Regions from separate parts of the Mus musculus genome. Here region 1 is linked to region 2. The links are chromatin loops, found by intact Hi-C in ENCODE. Cell type or tissue: left cerebral cortex. All regions are shown on one strand. Each heading gives the region's core, and the rest is flanking DNA. Links, peaks and the distances in the headings are about the cores only. Region 1 holds the start of Gm39918 (predicted gene, 39918). Region 2 holds the start of Spg11 (SPG11, spatacsin vesicle trafficking associated).

Region 1 (9,671 bases), core at 4,965-7,464, 260 kb before region 2:
AGGAAGAACTTGAGTGTGGAACTTCTGGAGAAGCCAGAGGGATGCCTCAACTAGGTCAGATGTGTCTCCCAAATTAATTGACTCCCCTAGTTTCTGCTTCCCAAGTCAACCGCTTGGGATAGAGCGCCTCCTAGTGGAGTTAAAGGTCGCTGCTGGAAAAAAAAAAGTTAAGAGCTGATGGGAAACCTGGAGAAATCTAACCAAAATGGAGACTGCTGGAGCTGGGATGTCCGCTGAAGGAACTCTTAACACCGCCTGCTTCTTTACGGGCACTCCAACCTAGAAAAGGTGGTGTCTAGTGACAACATTTATAGCATAAAACACAAACAAAAGCGAACAAAACAAAACAGTTTTAAGGTGAGAGCAGGGAAGGAGGGTGTCGATTGGCCGCTGAGTGTGCCAACTGGGTCATGGTGACGTCATCCCAGGCCAGGCTCTCGGGGGCTCTGGCTCTCACCATTGCCAGCCCAGAAGCCTCATCAGCCCAGATAAGCAGAAGAAATGAATCCCACCAATCTTGCCCAGGAGTCTGAACAGAAAACAACACAGTAAGGTGTACAAGCCAAGCCAAGAACTCAGGGGCTTGTCAACAGCAATGGTCCCTCTTCCCTGAAGGCAAGTCTAATGGGCAGGCAAGTCACTAGATCAGCCTGATCTGACGCCCAGAAATCAGAGCAAGGAAAACAAGCAGAGTTCCTTAGTAGAGGCTAGGTTGTCCCATCTCCAGAGTGACAATATTCCTGTCCAGAAGGGCAGCTGTCAACCTGAGCATCCTCCTGCACTCCACCCCACCCAACCCCACTGCCAGACCCTGCAGCATCTGGGTCATGCTACATTTCCTTAGCTTCCTCTGCATTCTTGGCCGTAGATATGGGTGACCAGTGGGGTATCTCAGATACCAGGTGTTTCTGAGCTGTGTTTTCTTGACTGTTTTACTGTGTTCGTAGAGAGTTGACACAGCAACAGAACAGCCTAGTTCTGTCAACAGGATGAAAGCTCTCACGTGAATGGAGATCTAACAACTCCAGCTACCCAGAAGCTAAGACAGTTTGTCAATCATCTTGCCAAGGGACCACCCCTAGGAAGGCTCACCTTAAACCATGCTAAAGAGACAAATGGAACAATTATCTCTTTAACAAAATGCTATACTTTGGCTTCCCGGAATGTCTGTTCCTGGTACAGTTCCTACAAGCTGCTATGAGATCCTGCTGGGTCTGCCCACCTTAATGAGTCCTGGTTTTAAAAGCTGTAAATATTTCCTTTTGGTTCTTTCTTGGCTATTTCTCTGCTTCCAGAGCCTATATGTGCTTTTCCACTATAGTAACTGGGCTTCCTTACTCTTTCTCTGATGCACCCTTCCTTTCTGGCTTTACTTAAATGGCTTTTCCCTTTCACTCTTTCTCTCGACATTCTCCTCCTCTGGGCTGCTAGATTGACAAGTTGCCTGCCCGGAGGAACTTTCCTTTCCTTTCCTTTCCTTTCCTTTCCTTTCCTTTCCTTTCCTTTCCTTTCCTTTCCTTTCCTTTCCTTTCCTTTCCTTTCCTTTTCTTTTTTAACTCTATGAAATTGTCCACTTTGAATAAACCTTGGCTTTGCTTCACTTTCAAACTTTTCCTGCCTTTGACTTAATTAACACATAAAATGGACCGCTTGCTGCACCCTAAATAATATCAGAGTGACTGTTCCTTCCTCCTTCGTCATCCAAGCAAAAGAGCAACTGTCTTGACCAGGTCAGTTGTGCCTGGTTGGAAGCAGCCATCATGACTGAGCCAGTGGATGGTTGCTGTTGGTCACAGGACTCTCCCTAAGACCCCAGTCACTCTTCCTGGGCACCTGCATGCCATTCTGCTCTAATTTCATGTGACCTCGGGTCTCCAGAGACAGTTTACATGCTGGGGGAGGTTGACTGAAGGGGACTCCCTCTATGTGACTTCAGGAAGAAGTCATCTTGCTGGGTGAAGACTTTCTAATGTGGCCACTTTATGGTCACCTGTCAGTAACCCCTCACTCAGACTCTATAAATAAACCCAACAACCTTCTAGTTCCTGAGGGACCTCTGACAGAACTGTACTTTCTTTGTTACTGGGACCTTAGAGAGGGAGGTCGACCTGGTTTATGTCTCCCTCAGGAGGGAATGCTTGCATCTCTCCCAAGCCCTGGTGTGGGTGCAGCTCATGGGAACAGGGCTAGCAAGGCCAGCCCAGGAACAGCTGCCACAGTCCTGGTGACTAGTCTGCTGGGTTTGGTGATACTGCCTAGATACATGACTGTTCACACAAAGCCCAATGGGTTTTCACATTCACCTACTATATTTTGTTCAGCAACACTTGTAAGGCGCAAGCTGTCCTGTTATGTGGCTTTAAACTCACCAAATCTCCTAAAATGCCAGGAGACCCAGGGAAATTACAGCCTGCGAGGGTGGTTTTTGTTGTCTTTTGTTTGTTTAGGGACTTAGGGGGTGGGGCTGCAATGAAGTCTTGATTTTCTACACTGTTCAGTAAGCTGTTCTGATGGATTATGGGTGAAAGACATTACAACACCTATCTTTCCCAGGAATGTTTCCTGACTTGCTTTGCCATCCCAGAGCCCCTAGGAGGAGCTGGAGAACTTCATTCTTCTCTGGGTCCTTTCTTGACAACCACACAGCCACCATCAAGTAAGCATTCAAGAGCTAGGTGGAAAATTCACTTCCATTTGGCCTAATGCCGAATAATAGACCCGAATTTGTGGAGCTTGAGGGTTTTTTTTAAGAGCACACAAAACAACGTGATAATTTGCTTTAATGTGAGGTAGACTGGGAAGAGGAGAAAAACACCAGCACCCACGAGGCTATCTTAGCACGCCACAGTGACCACAAAAAACTAGTCCCTTCAGTGTGGTAGTATCTTTCATTTGTCATATGATCTGAACCAAAAAAGGTTCGGTTTGTTTTCCTACCTAACCCTAATTTTAATTCTAACCCCTAATTTTCGCATTGTTCCTATAATTCCTATGCCCTCCGTGATGAACTCTTAAGTCTTGTAAGGTTTTTAAAAGACTAAAATGTGATTAACCGTTGAATTAGGAAAATAGAAAGTACCACGCAGAGATATTAACAAAAGTAAGGTGACTAAACCAACAAGCTGTAAAGTCAGTCGCTCGTGACATAGTATAGTGTTTTTGAGAATTAACCACGCATTATAATGCCTTCATCATGAGCAACAGGGACATAGGAGAATTAGCCCGGGCATTACAACGCCTTCACTAAAAAGGCGCCCTTGCCGTACCATTGTTGCCACAATGCCGTGACTCGGATTCGAACCGAGGTTGCTGCGGCCACAACGCAGAGTACTAACCACTATACGATCACGGCGAGCTACCGGAACGCCACACTGTGCTGTGTAACCAGTGCGACTCTTGAGACAGGGACGATCCATCCCCTGCCATCCCTATGCTGATGTACTGGGGGGGCCCCAGCGAACCACAACGATTGACCACAGTCTTCTTGAGTTTCTATTTGGCTTGGAAACGCACCACAAAAAGACAGCCATGAAAATGCTTGGCAAGCCCAGCGTGGTGGCGCCTAGGAACCTAAAACTCGGGACGTTAGAGGCCAGCCTGTCCCGAATCAGACACAGACTCAAAATTAAAATTAAAAATTAAATAAAAAAAACAAGGAAAAAAAGAGGCCCAGTCGGCCGCTGTTACCACTGCTGCGAAGCGGAGGGCTTCTTTACGCTAGCGCACAGATCTAGCCAGGGAAACCAAAGCGCCTGCGCACACTCATAAGTCCCGCCGTTGATAGGCAGAAACAAATGCCAGCAACCCGATGACGTCAAAAGGGGCGGGGCATCCAACACAGAAGAGACCAAGGAAGGAGTCCTGACCTTAAGTTCCCGGTAGCTCGCCGTGATCGTATAGTGGTTAGTACTCTGCGTTGTGGCCGCAGCAACCTCGGTTCGAATCCGAGTCACGGCATTGTGGCAACAATGGCACGGCAAGGGAGCTGTATTTTATTCTTCTGTTCGATTTTAATACTTAGCTAACATTCTAGAAAATTAATCTCAAACTGCCTGTTGAGAATTAGGGTTTTATACCAGCGCGGGCTAAATTAAACTGCAGGCGCACAAAAGCTTCCAGTATGTTAGAGGGATGGTGTTTGCACCCGAAGTACAGAGAATTGCGTCAGCCAGAAAAATGCAATGTATATATCTAACTGTTTTCAATATATATTGTAAAAATACGTTGGTTTTTCTTAGTCTCCTATACATACTTTTTACAAATTTCCATCAAAGCAGTAACGTAGACGCCGAAGTGATTTAAAAAAAGAAGAAGAAGAAGAAGAAGAAGAAGAAGAAGAAGAAGAAGAAGAAGAAGAAGAAGAAGAAGAAGAAGAAGAAGAAGAAGAAAGAAGAAGAAGAAGAAGAAGAAGAAGAAGAAGAAGAAGAAGAAGAAGAAGAAGAAGAAGAAGAAGAAGAAGAAGGAAGAAGAAGAAGAAGAAGAAGAAGAAGAAGAAGAAGAAGAAGAAGAAGAAGAAGAAGAAGAAGAAGAAGAAGAAAAGAAGAAGAAGAAGAAGAAGAAGAAGAAGAAGAAGAAGAAGAAGAAGAAGAAGAAGAAGAAGAAGAAGAAGAAGAAGAAGAAGAAGCAGCAGCAGCTCCGCAGAGGGTGTGACATTTGAGATAGCTTTTACAAGGAGAATGGGAATCTGTCAAACAGCAATTTAATGTACAAAGGGTTGAACACAGTCATTAAAAGGCTCTGTCTGTCGTGATTCCTCTCCTAAGTGTTCTCCCTGGGTCATTTTTAGGACCTGCCCGCTCCCACAGCGCTCTAGGGCCTGGCTCGGCTGACAGCTAGAACCTCAAGAACCTGTTGAGTGAATGGGCGCCAGTCGCTGGGGGCGGGAAACGACACTGAAAGCCGCGTGAGGGAAAAGCAGGCGGATGTCCTGCAGTCTGGGACGTGAAATAGTGAAAGGATTTAGCTGGTGTTTTGCGAGATCTCTGGTGGCTCTGCAGAGGAGAGTAAAAAGTGGCCACTTTGAACTCACTTGTGAGAAACCACTGGCACCTTCTTGGTTTAGCAAATATCACTGCCTCTCTGTGGAAGCCGTCACAGGCTAGGCGCCGTGTGGGTGGGAGCGCTGATGGACAAGAAGAAAACCGGACCGAGTCCCAGTTGCCGCCCAATGGGGTCAGAAGTGGGCGCAAAGCCGAGCGGGAGCATCAAGGAGAGAGGATTTAGCCATCCTAAATGTGGGATAAGTGGGAGAGGCTGCAAGGAAGAGAGAAGTCATGGGGGCGGAAAGCCGAAGCTGACCGGCATTCAATAGAGTTCTGTCCAAACTGCTAACTCAGTACCGAGGGCATCCGCCGCACTCTCAGCAAAGGTCCTCATCGGTCGCTGATATAGGGTGCGGGGTGGATCTGCAGCCAGGAGACCCACTGGGGAACGGCCCTGCAGGCAGGAGAACTCTGCAGAGTCCACTGGTAAGGGTCCAGGCCCCGGAGACCGGCTTCCCCAAGACAGTCACCTCGGGTCCCCGGATGCTCAGGAGGTCTCCGGCCACCTCCAACATCTCTCGCAAGCCCCAGATTACCGAACCAAAGTGAAGCCTAGTTAGCGGCGAGAATTCAATGCGCCTGCGCATCGCAGGCTCTGCTAGGTTGGAGTCCCGCCCAGCACACGGGTCATTTAGTGACGCAGGAAGTGGGAAGGCCTATGAGTATTGAAGAGCATATTCAGAAGAGCAATATTACAGGTCCCTGGTAGCTCGCCGTGATCGTATAGTGGTTAGTACTCTGCGTTGTGGCCGCAGCAACCTCGGTTCGAATCCGAGTCACGGCATTGTGGCAACAATGGCACGGCAAGGGGATCCAGTCTTTTTTTTTTTTTTTTTTTTTTTAATTTCCATGTTTTTTACAAGATTCACTGGTTTGGTTTGTTTTTTTTTTTTTTTTTCCCTCTTACTTTGAAAATTGAGCTACTCTAACGATCGCGCATCTAAGAATTCTTTAACGCTCTAACTACGGCTTCAGATCGAACAGTTTCTAATCCCTTCCTTCTGAAAAACCGTTATCTAAGCCATTCAACACGACCGAAAACAGCGTCCCTGTGCCCTTGTAGAGATTTCCCGCACCTCCGTTTTTAATTTTAAAAATCGGGTCGTTCGTTTGTAATTACAGACTGCGTGTGACCAAGTCTAACAGAAAGGTTTCTTCTCATTCTTCACGTCATCCACCAATTATTGCCATTTTCCAGTGCCATTATCTTGCCATGATAGTCCTAGTGCAACAAATACTTATGTATCCATACGTGTGAAGATATTCCTCCTCTTACATAACATACCGACACCTCCAACTCCCAAAAAATTATGATATGAGAACAGAATACGAGGCAGGTGACAGATTTATATAAGTGGGTAAAAGTACTCACACTGAGGGAATCTCCATCCATCTCGAGGCCTGTCTTCCTTGCATCTCTCGCCTCCCGTCCCTCCTGCCCATCTATTGCGAGTTGGGGACAGTTTAGTGTGGTAAAACAGAAGAAAGCGATGATCCATTAAGACCCAAATTTGGAGACTAGACGAGAAAATTGTCTTGACAGTCTACTTGACAGCCCTCCATTCTCATCTCTTATTGCCAAGAAAGATATAATTGAAGCAAAGCCACTAAAGTTAAAAAACAAAAACAAACAAACAAAAAAACACAAGTGCAATGCAGGCAGGACTCACTGAGTCCTTTTTATTGCGGGTTTTACTCTGGCTTTTGTTTTTATTGCTTTCATTGTTTTAGGCTTTTGGTTTTGTTTTTAAGATCTTTTAAAAATATTTATTTTGCTTTATTTGCATTAGAATTTTGCATATACATACATACATACATACATACATACATACATACACACACACACACACATCATACCCAGGAAGGCCAAAAGTGCTGTGTTTACAGCTGTGCACCACCATTCGGATGTACTGACTAAATCTTGACCATGATTGTGCTCCAAACACGCAGCTCCACCTAATTTGGGGGGTTTTTGGGGGGGGGTGTTTATTTTTGGTTTGGTTTGGTTTGGTTTTTTTGAGGCAGTCTCATGTAGCTGAGGCTGGCCTTGAACTCACTTGCCTGTCAAAGTTACCTTGGGATTCCCCTGCCCCAACCTCCTGAGTACAGAGATTGCAGCAGTATACTACCACACCTAGCTCCAAAATGAATATTTGAACAGGCGCTTTGGGGCTTTGGCTTCCGCCTCCCCCGGAATCTTGCTTTGTCTCACATCTAGGTTGCCTCAATCCCAGTCCTTGAACTTCTAAAGCAGTTGAGATTACAGATACACATAAGTGCCTGACTTCAGGAGATTTCTTATAGTCTATAAATGAGTTGCAAGGTTTGCTTTGTGATTGCAAGATTTATATTATTTTCATATTAGAGAGAGATTCTACGGTTCTACAATAAGAGAAAAGAGTGCCCTCCCGTTTTTCCAGTCACACAAAGTCCTTTCCTCTTTCTCTCCTTCTCTTTGATCCCTTCCTCTTTGCCTTTCATTTTTTTCTCAGCCTTCAATGGGACAAGACAGTAAGAAAAGGAGCGAAAGTCAGTGGTAAAAGTTTGGAGCTCCGATGAAATCCTAAGACCTTCTCTGACAATTTGACTTCATTTGAAGTCACCCTAGTGTCATCTTCTGACACTTGTTCTTGATGAGAATCTAAGCCCAGTGTGCCAGACTTTCTGGTGTTTTAGGAGATGACAGGAACTTGGAGTTTTGTGCAAGATGTCTCATAATTTAAAACACTGGAAGTTGATTTAATTTTTTTAAACCGCGATTTAACCAAAACTATGCAGGCCAAACAGAAAATGGTACAATGAGGAAGAGAGGTTCTGTGACTAAGAGTGGCCTGGGTTCCATCCTCAGCATTGTGTGGACTACACAATGGTCCACAACCATCCGTAACAAGATCCAACGCCCTCTTCTTGCACACAAGTGGTACATAGACGCACAAGCAAGCAACACACCTACCCATATGTATTTTTTTAAGTTGGTACAAATGGAACTCAGTCTCAGTCTTAATGAATAACAAAGTATATCTGAGAAAGAGAAGAGAAAAGATCGCTGAGGTCAAGTAAAAAGTATAGAGGCACCTCTCAGGAAGGGTCTCTCCCATTGGCCAAGTTGGGAGAATTTGGGCATCAAAGGAATTATGATATAATGATGAGAATAGGTTATATAGCACACAGAGATTTTTTAAAGGTTTTTTTTTTAAATTCATTTACTTGTTGAGAGAGAGAGACAGAGAGAGAGAGGCAGGCAATTACCTACGGAGGCCAGAAGACAGTGTCCGAGGCCCTGGAGCTAGAGTTACACGTAGCTGTGAGCCTCCTGACATGGGTTTTGAGAGTCAAACTCAGTTCTCTTGAAAGAGCAGCAGATGCTCTTAACTGCAGAACCTGAAAAGTGGTGTTTTGTTCTATTTTTAAATGTATATGGGTCTCTCACTTGCATGTATGTCTGTGCCCCATGTGCATGCCTGGTACCTGTCAAGGCCAGAAGAGGGTATGAGGTCCTCTGGAACTAGAGTCACAAAGAGTCAAAAGCTTCTGTGTGGGCACTGGGATCTGAACCCAGGGTCTCTGGAGAGTAGCTGGTGGCCTTAACTACGACACCATCTCTTCAGCCCCTGAAAATAGTAGTAGTAGTAGTAGTAGTAGTAGTAGTAGTAGTAGTAGTAGTTGTTGTTGTTGTTTTGTTTTAATAGGATCTCCCTGTGTAGCTTTGGCTGGTCTGAGGCTCATCCAGGCTGGCTTCAAACTCAGACATCTGCCTGCCTCTGCTTCTAGAATGTTGTGATCAAAGGTACGTGAGAGCTGTCACAGTCAGGTTGAGAAATGGTTTAATGTATCTATTTTACATGGATGTCTATGTGTGCCTGAGTATATGTGCACCATGTGTGTGCAGGAGCCCTCAGAGGCCAGAAGAGAATACCAGATCTCCTGGAACTGGAGTTTATAGGCAGCTGTGAGCTGCCATGTGCTTACTGAGAATTGAATCCAGGTCTTCTGTGAAAGCAACAGGTGTTCTTAGCTGCTGAGCCACCCCTCACCCCTGTGACTACTGTCTGCATACCATGCTGGGCTCCACCTCTATTCCTTTGCTTGGCTCTCTGATGCCTCCTGGATCGGAATGGCACTTTACTCTTCATTTCATCTACCCAAATCTCGAGGGAGTATAGAAAAACTGAGAAATATGACGGCATAGGAAAACAGAAGATTTTCCTCACTCCAGAGTCTGATTGAAGCTTCTAAAAGTTCCTACCACCGAGGCAATAACAGTCTAAGTTCAGTTCCGGGTAGAATTGTGGAAGGAGAGAAGCAACTCTAACCTAGACACACACACACACACACACTTTTTTTTTTATGTTAAAAAATTCCAACAGAAAAGCTGCTCTGCCTGCCTGCCTTTGTATGCTCCTGGTCATTCATAGACATTTTATGCTGAAGTAATAGCAGGCTTAAGTTCTGGATGCATATGGCCTTGGGTAGGCTCTCATTCAGGACCGCTAGCTTTGCTATAGTAGAGTTACCCTACATCCCTGTGTCCTAGTGAGCTACACTTTTACCTTATCAATTATAGCCTTATTGGGGACCCCTAAGGAAGCACCTTGTGGTCTCATTTGGGTCTCTTAGCAACTCTTTGAA
Region 2 (9,671 bases), core at 2,815-5,314:
ATCCAGCAGTGACTGTGCAACCTGGTAAGACTGTAAAGGCCTTGTCAATACACGCCAATGCCCTGGTGTGTGGGAGCCCTGGGAAAGAGTTCCTGAAGAATAGATTCGAGTGCTGAATCTTCTCCTGCCCTGCCCTACATAGTGTCCTATGTCGGAATGTTGGTTTCCCACAGGGGACAGGGTCATAGTAATTAAAGAAAATACACTTCGAGTCAGACAGACCTGTCTACTGCAATGTAACTTTGACACACTTCACGTCTTAGTCAGTTTCCTCAGCTGGGAGTAGTACTATCAACTCCTTAGAGTTAAAATCAAATAGGAAGGAGGATGGCTAGGCATCATCAGGTGCATAGCAAATGTACAGACGTTACCTCTCAATCGCTGTCTGCGATGGAATCTATGCCTACAGTGGTGGAAGAGGAATAACAGACTTTGCCTGGACATCAGTTTCCTGCATAAACATAAAGGCTCTGCTAGGCCTCTCTTTTCTGTCCCTTAGGACAGACTTGGTGATTCTGATTGCCTGGGAGATAGCTCAGTTGCCTGCAGCATCCTTGGCGGAGCCTCTAGCCTTCCCCAGGAATCTGCTTCCCTGTTCTGCCATCACATGGACAAGCAATTAGTTCAGCAGCTGGAAGCCAGAATGGAGTAAGTGCTTATATAAACAAAGTCTCACCTTGTCAAGCCCAGTCCAAGTCTGTGCATCAAATCTCCTATAAACTGTGATCATGGAAAATAATGAGCTTTACACCTAGTTCTATGAGCCAAGCATGGTCATACATGCCTTTGGTCTTATCACTTAGGGTCAGAAGTGAGTTCCAAGCCAGCCAAGACTACATAGTGAGATATGAGATTCTGTCTCAAAAACCCCAAACCAAACCAACCAAATAAACAAACAAAGTTCTTGGGTCAGTGAGATGGCTCAGCAGGTAGATTCATATCATGTAATGAGGCAAGTGACTCCTGCAAGTTGTCCTGTGACCTCCAAAGGTTCACTGTGGAGTGTGTGTATGTGTGTGAAAATGTAATACAAAAATCTAAAAGTTGCTCTAGATACTCAGGCATTTACTGAGTAACCCAGTCTGGACTCATTAGGGCCCTGTGGTCTGTTTAGCCACAACTTTGTATTTATTCTCAGTGTTTGGTCACTTGTAGGTGCTATTTCAGAGCCATAGTCTGAAAAGTTGAATAACTAGTTCATTCAAACAACAGTTGAGAGACTATTTCAGGCTATAAGAGAAATAAGAGAACATCTCTGTCCTTAGAACTTACCCACTGTTAGAATGAGCCAAGCATGAATTAAACCATAAATACTTGTAAAATGGAATTGTGTTTGCAGTTAACTCTTGTTCTTTGTAGGCTTGCCTGTATCTACTGATGTATTAGTTAATGTGAGAAGCTGAAATATCAGAAACGGAACTCCATCACCTGTCTACAGTGACAGTTGAGGCCATTTCCTATACTTTGTTATGTTGGAGGACCCTGCCACATTGTCATATCCTTTCTTAAAATCTAGGTGACTTGCCTAAAATTAAGGCATGACTACTTTAGGTATGATTAAAGAAATATCAAATGATATGTTGAAACTTGTTTGTAAGTTTGGAATTACAACGAAGGACATTTTTTTGAATATGTCAAGAATATCCTTCCTAATAAGGGGAAAGGCCTTGTATTTAATAAAAGTCTAATCTGGGATGTTGCTTCCGTGTTGCCAGACTTTATGTAAACCAAACAGTTCAGCTAAGGCTGAGAGATTTGGATATAAGCATCTTCCTTGACATAAGAAAATAACATGGGGACTGGAGAGATGGCTCAGTGGTTAAGGGCACTCAATGCTCTTCCAGAGGTCCTGAGTTTAATTCCCAGCAACCACATGGTGGCTCACAACCACCTTTAATGAGATCCCATGCCCTTTTCTGGTGTGTCTGAAGACAGCTACAGTGTACTCATAAATAAAGTAAATTTAAAAGAAAGAAAGAAAGAAAGAAAGAAAGAAAGAAAGAAAGAAAGAAAGAAAGAAAGAAAGAAAGAAAGAAAGAAAGAAAGAGAAGAACATGGCAGCATTTTGTCAAATGAAGTCCTGCATTCATCAAGAAATACTAAAGTACCTTTTATGAGCCAGGCTGGGATTCAGGCAGGAAGATAACAGTGGTGCACAGGTCTCTGCTATTTCCAGGCTTACATAGAGTTTGGTCAGGAATTGACATAAAATGTTAATTAGTCATAAATACTATGATTTGAGAGTGACTGGAATAGAGAGGGGCTTTAGACTTTAGACTGAGCCAGGAAGGCATGTTAGCAGGTTGCCATTAAGTCAAAATGTTCAGTTTGTAGAAGTGGCTGTGTTAGAAAGACACTGTTAAGTAGGCATGGAGGCATAATCCTGTATTCCTAGAACCTGAAAAGCTGGTGAAGGAGGATCAGGTGTCTAAGGCCACTAGAGAACCTTTATCAAATAAATAGCTTGACCAAATGCCTTTTCAATAGCTCTCTACCTCTTCTCTTCTGTATCAGATTGTACTTTCCTGAGAAAAACAGAAGAAATTGAAAGGTGAACTATTTCACCATCTCTACTCTGTATGCATCCATCTGTTACAAAGGATATCGTTTGACTTCAATCTCCATGTTAACCTTCATGTTTGTAACAGAGTCCTTGGTGGAGGACCACAAAGAATAGATTGTTTGACCTCAAAAGGAGATCTATTGGTCTGAGAAGTTTACACTCCCAAATCCTGAGACTGGGTACCCACGGGTACAAGAAAATTCATCTCGAAGGGTCTGAAAATTAGTTTTTGCAGTCAGGAGGAGGAAGGGCTTGTAGAATTTATTTTATTTTATTTTATTTTATTTTTGGTAAACTGCTCTTCAAAACTTCCTGATGGGGGAAATGAGTCAGATTGATTTTTCAAACTCTGGGATCCCAGGCATCTGATGGAGATAGTTGCTTTCCAAAACTCCATACCACTCCGTAGAGGGGCCGATTTCTCGAAGCCGGGGATGGGGGGAGGGGGTCTGTTGTGAAGCCCTGCTTTTTTTTTTTTTTTTTAAAATGGTAGAGGGTTCTTTATTAGTTCTAGACTTTAAAAGAGTACTTGCTACCAAGAAAAGCGCACTACCAGATGCCTGTTAACCGAGCAGCACAAAAAGTGAAGAGGAGCCAGCAACAGGGTTTCAATGGAGTAAGAAGCACCTGCCTTAGAAATCTTTGGTAGCAAGGACAGCACAAGCAGCTGAAAGGCCCTGGCGTATTATTGAATTGAGCTGAGCAGGGAGGGGCAGGCGTGGTTTTTGCAGGATTCCGTTTAGAGCCGCCTCCACCCCAAGCTGAGCAAATGCCGGGCGCAGGACCGCCTCTCTCGTGAGAGTCACAAGGTCCGAATCACTGCGCAGGTCCGTGACGCATTCGGGCGCCTCTACCGGAAGGACCGCCCAGGCCAAGATGGCTGCCCAGCCAGGGCCCGGAAGTGCTGCCTCCCCCGGCTGTGCCGGGGCCATGGAGCGGGTCCTGCCCATGCTGCTGGTGCGGATCCCAGCTGAGGAGACGGCGCAGCTGGGACCGCGGGCGCAGCTGCACCGAGAGCTGGAGGCCCTGGGGAGCCTGACGGCTGCGGGCAGTCTCCAAGTGCTTTCCTTGGCGCCGGGCAGCAGGGGTGGGAGCAGCTGCTGCCTCCCAGGACCCTTTAGGCAGTAAGTGCTGCGGGACGGCTGCAGGCTGTGGGAGGAGGCTGAAATCTGAGCCGCTCCGGAGGGGAGTCCTGGGCTCGCCTCTCGCCGGCCCCTGGGTTGGTGGGAGAGGATGAACCACTGGGGAGCCTCCTCAGGATCGAGCCCCGTGCCTCTCGGAACCTTTCCCATCCCGAAGTGAAATCCTCACCTTGTTGCAACTCACGGCTCACTTCCTGGGTGGACAGAGAAGATGTCTCACTCCTTGATAGCCCCTGCAAACCCTGGATGGGTCTCAGCACAGGTCCTGTTTCTTTAATTCAATACAGATTGTCACTGAAAGGAGTTCTAAGCCTATCTTTCTCTACCTCCTCCTCCCCCTCTTCACTATGTATCCCTAGGTATTCTAGAACTCGAAATATAGCCTGGAGCCTACAGAGATCGGCCTGTCTCTGCCTGCACTACCAGACAGTCTACTTTGTTTTAAAATGCCAGATAAGGCTTATTTCTAAAGCATTTTTTTTTGTCTCTAAAATAATGTTTTCTTGCAAACACAGCCACCACCACGCCCACTCCAGCCCCTGCTCCTCTTTAAACTTGTCCATTCATTTACACAAGTGCTCTGAGGTCACTGAACGGTATTCCAGCCCTACGTTTTCCATGTTTAAATCACAGTCTCAAGATATAGCCAGATTGGCTTGCAATTCACAATCCTCCTGTTTTACCCCTTCTAATGCTGAGATTACAGGCTTGTATACTCCATACCTGGCATGTCCGCTGTTTCTTAGACATGAGGCTCCCATGGATTGAGAAGGTAGAGAATTACAATATTATATTGCTTTCCACTTTTCATAAAACAGTTTACATCATAAAGTTTAGAAGTCCCCTGAGTATATGCTGACCTTTTTAATAAAGGGAAGTAAGTATTTTAGGATCAATCTATATGAGACTGTATAGCCAACAGGTATCTCACTTTGAGTCTCCAGGCTCTTCAACAGCTCTATAGACACAAGATGAGTTTGCTGAGTCAGCAAGTATTTTAACCCATCTTTTTACCCCCTTGTGATACGGTCTCATGGAGCTCAGGCTGGCCTGGACCCAAGGATGCCTGTGAGTTCCCAACCCTCTTACCTCCTCCTCTCCAATGCTGGAATTATAAGCACGTACTTCCATCCCAGCTTTCTACTGTTCTCATGTCTGGTGTGTGTTGGAGTGCCTGTGTGTTCTTGGTATATAAAGGCAGAAATGGGAACTGTCAGTGTTTCTAATAAGAACCTCATAGCCACCCCATTTAATATAAACTTATTATTGTAGAAAAGCAAAGTTTTTAAAAGAAGTTGAAACTATCAGAGTGGTAGCCTCATCTCTTTTAGTGTTTTCAGAGTTGGGCCATATTGACTGATCTTAAGATAGGTCTTTCTCTGTAGCCCAGACTGGCCCCAAACTCAGTCTTCTTGTCTCAGCCACTAAAGAAAGTGATTGCTATCGAGTCACCAGATCTGGCTCATACATATTAGTGATAGTCTTTTCTTTTTTTAAGATTTATTTATTTTATTACTATGAATACACTGTAGCTGTCTTCAGACACACACTAGAAGAGTGCATCAGACCCTGTTACAGATGGTTGTGAGCCACCATGTGGTTGCTGGGATTTGAACTCAGGACCTTTGGAAGAGCAGTCTGCCCTCTTAACCGCTGAGCCATCTCTCCAACCCAGTGATAGAGTCTTGCTATGTTGCTTAGGGTGTTCAGTTTCTGGGCTCAAGAGACCCTTCCTCGGCCTTCTGAGTAGCTAAGACAATGTTGCTATGCCCAGCTTGGACCTTTTTATTTTAGTTTTTACATGTGTGTGAATGTGTGCATGTATACATGTGGAGGCCTGATATTGATATTGAGTGTCTTCCTAGATTGCTTGCCACAGTAATTTGAATTTTTTATTTATTATTATTAATGTTTGGGTGTGTGTGCACGTGCTCATGAACATGGCACAGCATAAAACTGTGGAGGTCAGAAAACAACTCCATGCGGTTGGTTCTCTGCATCCACCTTGACATGGAGTTCAGAGATCCAACTCAGGTTGCAAAGCACATGCATGTGTCCTTCCCTGATGAACCATTGCTGACCCTCCTCTTCATTTCAGAGTCAGAGTCTCGATCTGAAACCAAGAGCTCACAGGCTTGAGTTGGTCTAGATGGCTAGCTTGTCCCCAGGATCTTTTGTCTCTGACTCCTGAGTGCTAGGATTACAGGCAGCCAGGCCACCAAGCCTGACTGGCTCTCGTGTGGGTTCTGAGTATCCAAGTGCCACTCTCCAGCCTGTGGAGCTAGCTCTTTAGCCCCTAAGCAACTTCTACAGCCCTTAGGTTTATTTTAAAATATAATGTAATATAATTAGTCTCTCTCTGTCCTTGCTAGCCAACTTTGGTGACTATGCTGTCTAGTATGATAGTCATTAGCCAGCCACATGTGGCTAAGCTGGACCGTCTTTACCGTAACAGTTCTTTTTTGCAGTACCCACAGTAGAAGTGCCCTGTAGCCATATCTGCCCACGGATTGTTGGCTGTCTTGAGCAGCACTGAAATAGAACATTTGTATCATCACAAAGTTCTATTAGGGAGGGTTGTTCTGTAACATAGCATTCTGGAGTACTCAAAGACTGCAGATGTAAATAATTAATTTTTAAATCTGAAATAATCCAATTCAGTCAAAGCCCATTTAAAACATTATTTATTTTTTGTTTGTGAGCGTTTGCCTGCAAGTATATATGTGCATCATGTGCATGGTACCAGCAGAGACCAGGAAAGGATGTCAGATCCCCTGGAACTGCAGTTACTGTATTTGTGAACAAGTATTCTCAACCACTTGAGTCACCGCCAGCTGTATAAGCCCATTTTATTGATTATAATAAGTAATATACTTACTTTATAAGGAATAAATTTACAACTGGGTATGGTGGCACATGCCTTTGATCCCAGCACTCAGGAGGAAGAGACAGGTGGATCTCTGTGAGTTTGAGGCCAGCCTGGTCTACATAGCAAGTACCAGGACAGTCAGGCCTACAAAGAATAATTAGGCTTTTAAAAGATGTTTAAAAAGCTGAAGGGAACAGTTTCTTGCCCTGTGTTCACTTCATACCCCCACTCTCAGTGTAGAGGAAAAGAGTGGGAAGAAGTTAGGAGACGGGAAGGGAAGGGAAGGAAGAGAGTTGTGACGGTGTTTTCATTCCCTTAGGCTGGATTGTGGAGTTGGTGCTGTCAGTGAACTAAGCTGTCCTTGTTCTGCCCGTTGGTCCCCACTATTGTGGTTAGTGGGATTGTGGGTATAGAAACACAATAAATCTAAACTTTTTTTCTTAGGTTCCTATGGGAGGAGTCTCAGAACAGCACATCAAGAGACAGGCCCAAGCTGCTTGTTGCCAGAGAAGATTATGAGCTGCTCGTATATGAATTTGACTTGAGAGATGGAAGATGTGACGCAGCCTTATTACACGGCTGTTGTGGGAGGACACTGCAGAAGCTCACTGAAGATCAAGGTGTCAGTAAGTGTCATTTTAGGTCTGGGACTTTTGCTTCCTTTCTTAGACAGTGTGACTGTGTAGCACAGGCCACCCTCAAACATGTGGTCCTCCTCCATCAGTTTCACAAGTGCTGGGATGTCAGGAGTGTGCCACCATGACCAACTATTTGTGAGAAGTTATGAGAAGTTCTCATAGAGGTGAAACCAAAAGGGCGGGCTACACTGCTCAATACTATAGCCACTAGCCAGTTGTTCAGCACTCAGAATGTAGTTAATAGGAATAAAGTTGTACCTTTAATTTTTGCAGGACTGGGAATCAAATCTAGAGTCTCACAAATGCTAGGCAAGCCCTTGGTGACTGAGAAATGTGCTATATATGTCACAGGCAAGTGAGGGGCGATATGCCTATAATCCCAGCACTTTTGAGGCAGAAGCCAGAGGACCTCAGTTTGATGCTAACCTAGGATACGTAGTAAGGCTGCCAAAAAGGAAAAAAAAGGGGTGGAGGGGAGCGGGGAAGAAATCATACATCCATCTGGTTTTTTAGAGGGATACTGGGAAGTGAACCCATGGCCTCATACATGCTAGATTGTCACTCAGTCATTGAGCTACATACTCAGCCCCAGGCCTTTCTTGCTCTTATTTTCAGGCAGAGTATCACCAAGCTACCTAAGCTGGTCCTGGATTTAAAAATCCTCCTGCCTCTTGAATAGCTAAGTCTTAGTATAAGGAAAGTAGAGTAGCTCATTAATAATTTTTGTATGAATTCCATATTGGAAAGATATTTTATATGTAATGAACCAAATAATACATGTTAAATTTATTTCACGTTTCTTTGGCTGCCAGTCACATTGAATCTCATCTGTCCAATGGATTGATGAGTCATGAATTTTAATTGGACAGTGTGGACTTAGACTGGTTGCATAGCTGTTGAGAATCTTGTCTTGATAAGCTGCAGCAGGAGGCAACAGAACTCTAAGCCCCTGGACCTCCACTTTTACTACAGTAACATCCTTTCTACCCTTGACTATAAGGTTCCTTCGTGTGTGTGTGTGTGTGTGTGTGTGTGTGTGTGTGTGTGTGTGTGTGTGTGTGTGTGTGTTTCGAGACAGGGTTTCTCTGTGTAGCCCTGGCTGTTCTGGAACTCACTCTATAGACCAGGCTGGCCTCGAACTCAGAAATCTGCCTGCCTCTGCCTCTCCAGTGCTGGGATTAAAGGCATGCGCCTCCACTGCCCCGCTCCTTCTTTTTCTTGCGTTGGAATGAGTGCAGTTTCCCTCTTTGTTTTATCTGTTTTTTGTTTTGTTTTGTTTTTCTATTGTTATAAGGTCACATTTACCAACTGTGAAATTGTGATCAGTGATTAAGATAATATCCTTTTGCTTCATAGGTATTTCCTTCAAGTCTTTGAGAATTCTGTCATTTCACAACAACACGTCATTACTGCTCATCAACAGATGTCTCATCCTACGCGTTGTGTTTCCGGGGAAAGAACCTGGGGTCCCAGTGCTGGACTGCCTCTCACTGCCCCTGCCTGCACAGGCAGCGGACATGATCATTGATGCACAGCTCTGTGAGAGATTTCTTTTTGTTCTGAGCACAGTGGGCTTGATCTGTATCCTTGACTGTAAATGTTGGTCAGGGTGTAGGAGAAGAGACTGTGTAGAAAGCTGAGCTGTTTACAAACTCAGTTGGGGGAACTAGAGCGAAGGGAGAGTGGTTAGATTTTAGTAAGAATTATCAGGGGATAATAATCTCTTAAAATGCTCAACTATATTACTTTATGTTTTTCAGTATATAGAAATATTCTTATTTTTGTCCAGCTATGATTCCATCTTGTTCTTTCTTAATATTTTTTTATTACATATTTTCCTCAATTACATTTCCAATGCTATTCCAAAAGTCCCCCATACCCTCCCCCCTACTTCCCTACCCACCCATTCCCATTTTTTTGGCCCTGGCGTTCCCCTGTCCTGGGGCATATAAAGTTTGCCTGTCCGATGGGCCTCTCTTTCCAGTGATGGCTGACTAGGCCATCTTTTGATACGTTCTTTCTTTTTCTAAGGCCTCAAATACCCAAAGACTAGAGTTACAAATATGCATTACCAATCCATATAATTCCATCATTTCAGTGAATGTTTTGCATTAATAGTTTCTGAAAATACTATACTATGTATCTATTAGCAAAATTATTTTGAAGGTTGGAAAACTGACCTCTTACATGGTTTTAGACCTTTATTTCTGAATAAAGGTCGACCTTTCCTTTCCTTATGGTTTTGGACCAGAGGCCTCATAAGGAAGGAACAAAAAAAAAAAAAAGGGAAAAAAGAGGAAAAAAAGAAAGGGAGGAAAGAAAGAAAATTTATTATCCAAATATAGTTGTATTTATTCTAAGTGTAGGTAAGATTTTGGTGACTTACAAGAAAACAAAATATCTGAGCTTTTAATGTTGGTTGCATGTTGAGACAACATTTGGGTATGGCTAACGTGTAA

The links. Hi-C counts contacts between places; a loop is a spot of excess contacts. Peaks named below come from ENCODE experiments on the same cell type or tissue, not always from the same donor. Only the 100,000 strongest peaks of a DNase experiment are listed, where the experiment ranks them.
Region 1: it touches region 2 in a loop (7-fold over the local background); 2 of 42 quality-filtered maps call a loop at or near these places.

What each region holds. Positions count from the first base shown.
Region 1 is chr2:122,371,649-122,381,319 of GRCm38, reverse strand. Gm39918 (predicted gene, 39918) reads right to left here and starts at 6,487. Exons shown (of 3, transcript NR_166177.2): 1 at 6,415-6,487. It overlaps n-THgtg4 (a tRNA gene), which reads left to right and starts at 5,755; the gene lies at 5,755-5,826. n-THgtg3 (a tRNA gene) reads left to right here and starts at 3,886; the gene lies at 3,886-3,957. n-THgtg5 (a tRNA gene) reads right to left here and starts at 3,352; the gene lies at 3,281-3,352. In left cerebral cortex, for the core only: no CTCF peak of the experiment used is centred there; DNase peaks (open chromatin) are centred at 5,174, 5,686 and 6,274; H3K4me3 peaks cover 1,737 bases; H3K27ac peaks cover 1,628 bases.
Region 2 is chr2:122,112,137-122,121,807 of GRCm38, reverse strand. It overlaps Spg11 (SPG11, spatacsin vesicle trafficking associated), which reads left to right and starts at 3,422. Exons shown (of 40, transcript NM_145531.2): 1 at 3,422-3,687; 2 at 7,019-7,200; 3 at 8,569-8,793. The coding sequence starts at 3,440. Patl2 (protein associated with topoisomerase II homolog 2 (yeast)) reads left to right here. Exons shown (of 18, transcript NM_026251.2): 16 at 1-24; 17 at 500-648; 18 at 1,360-1,700. The coding sequence ends at 623. In left cerebral cortex, for the core only: no CTCF peak of the experiment used is centred there; DNase peaks (open chromatin) are centred at 3,377 and 3,863; H3K4me3 peaks cover 1,615 bases; H3K27ac peaks cover 1,457 bases.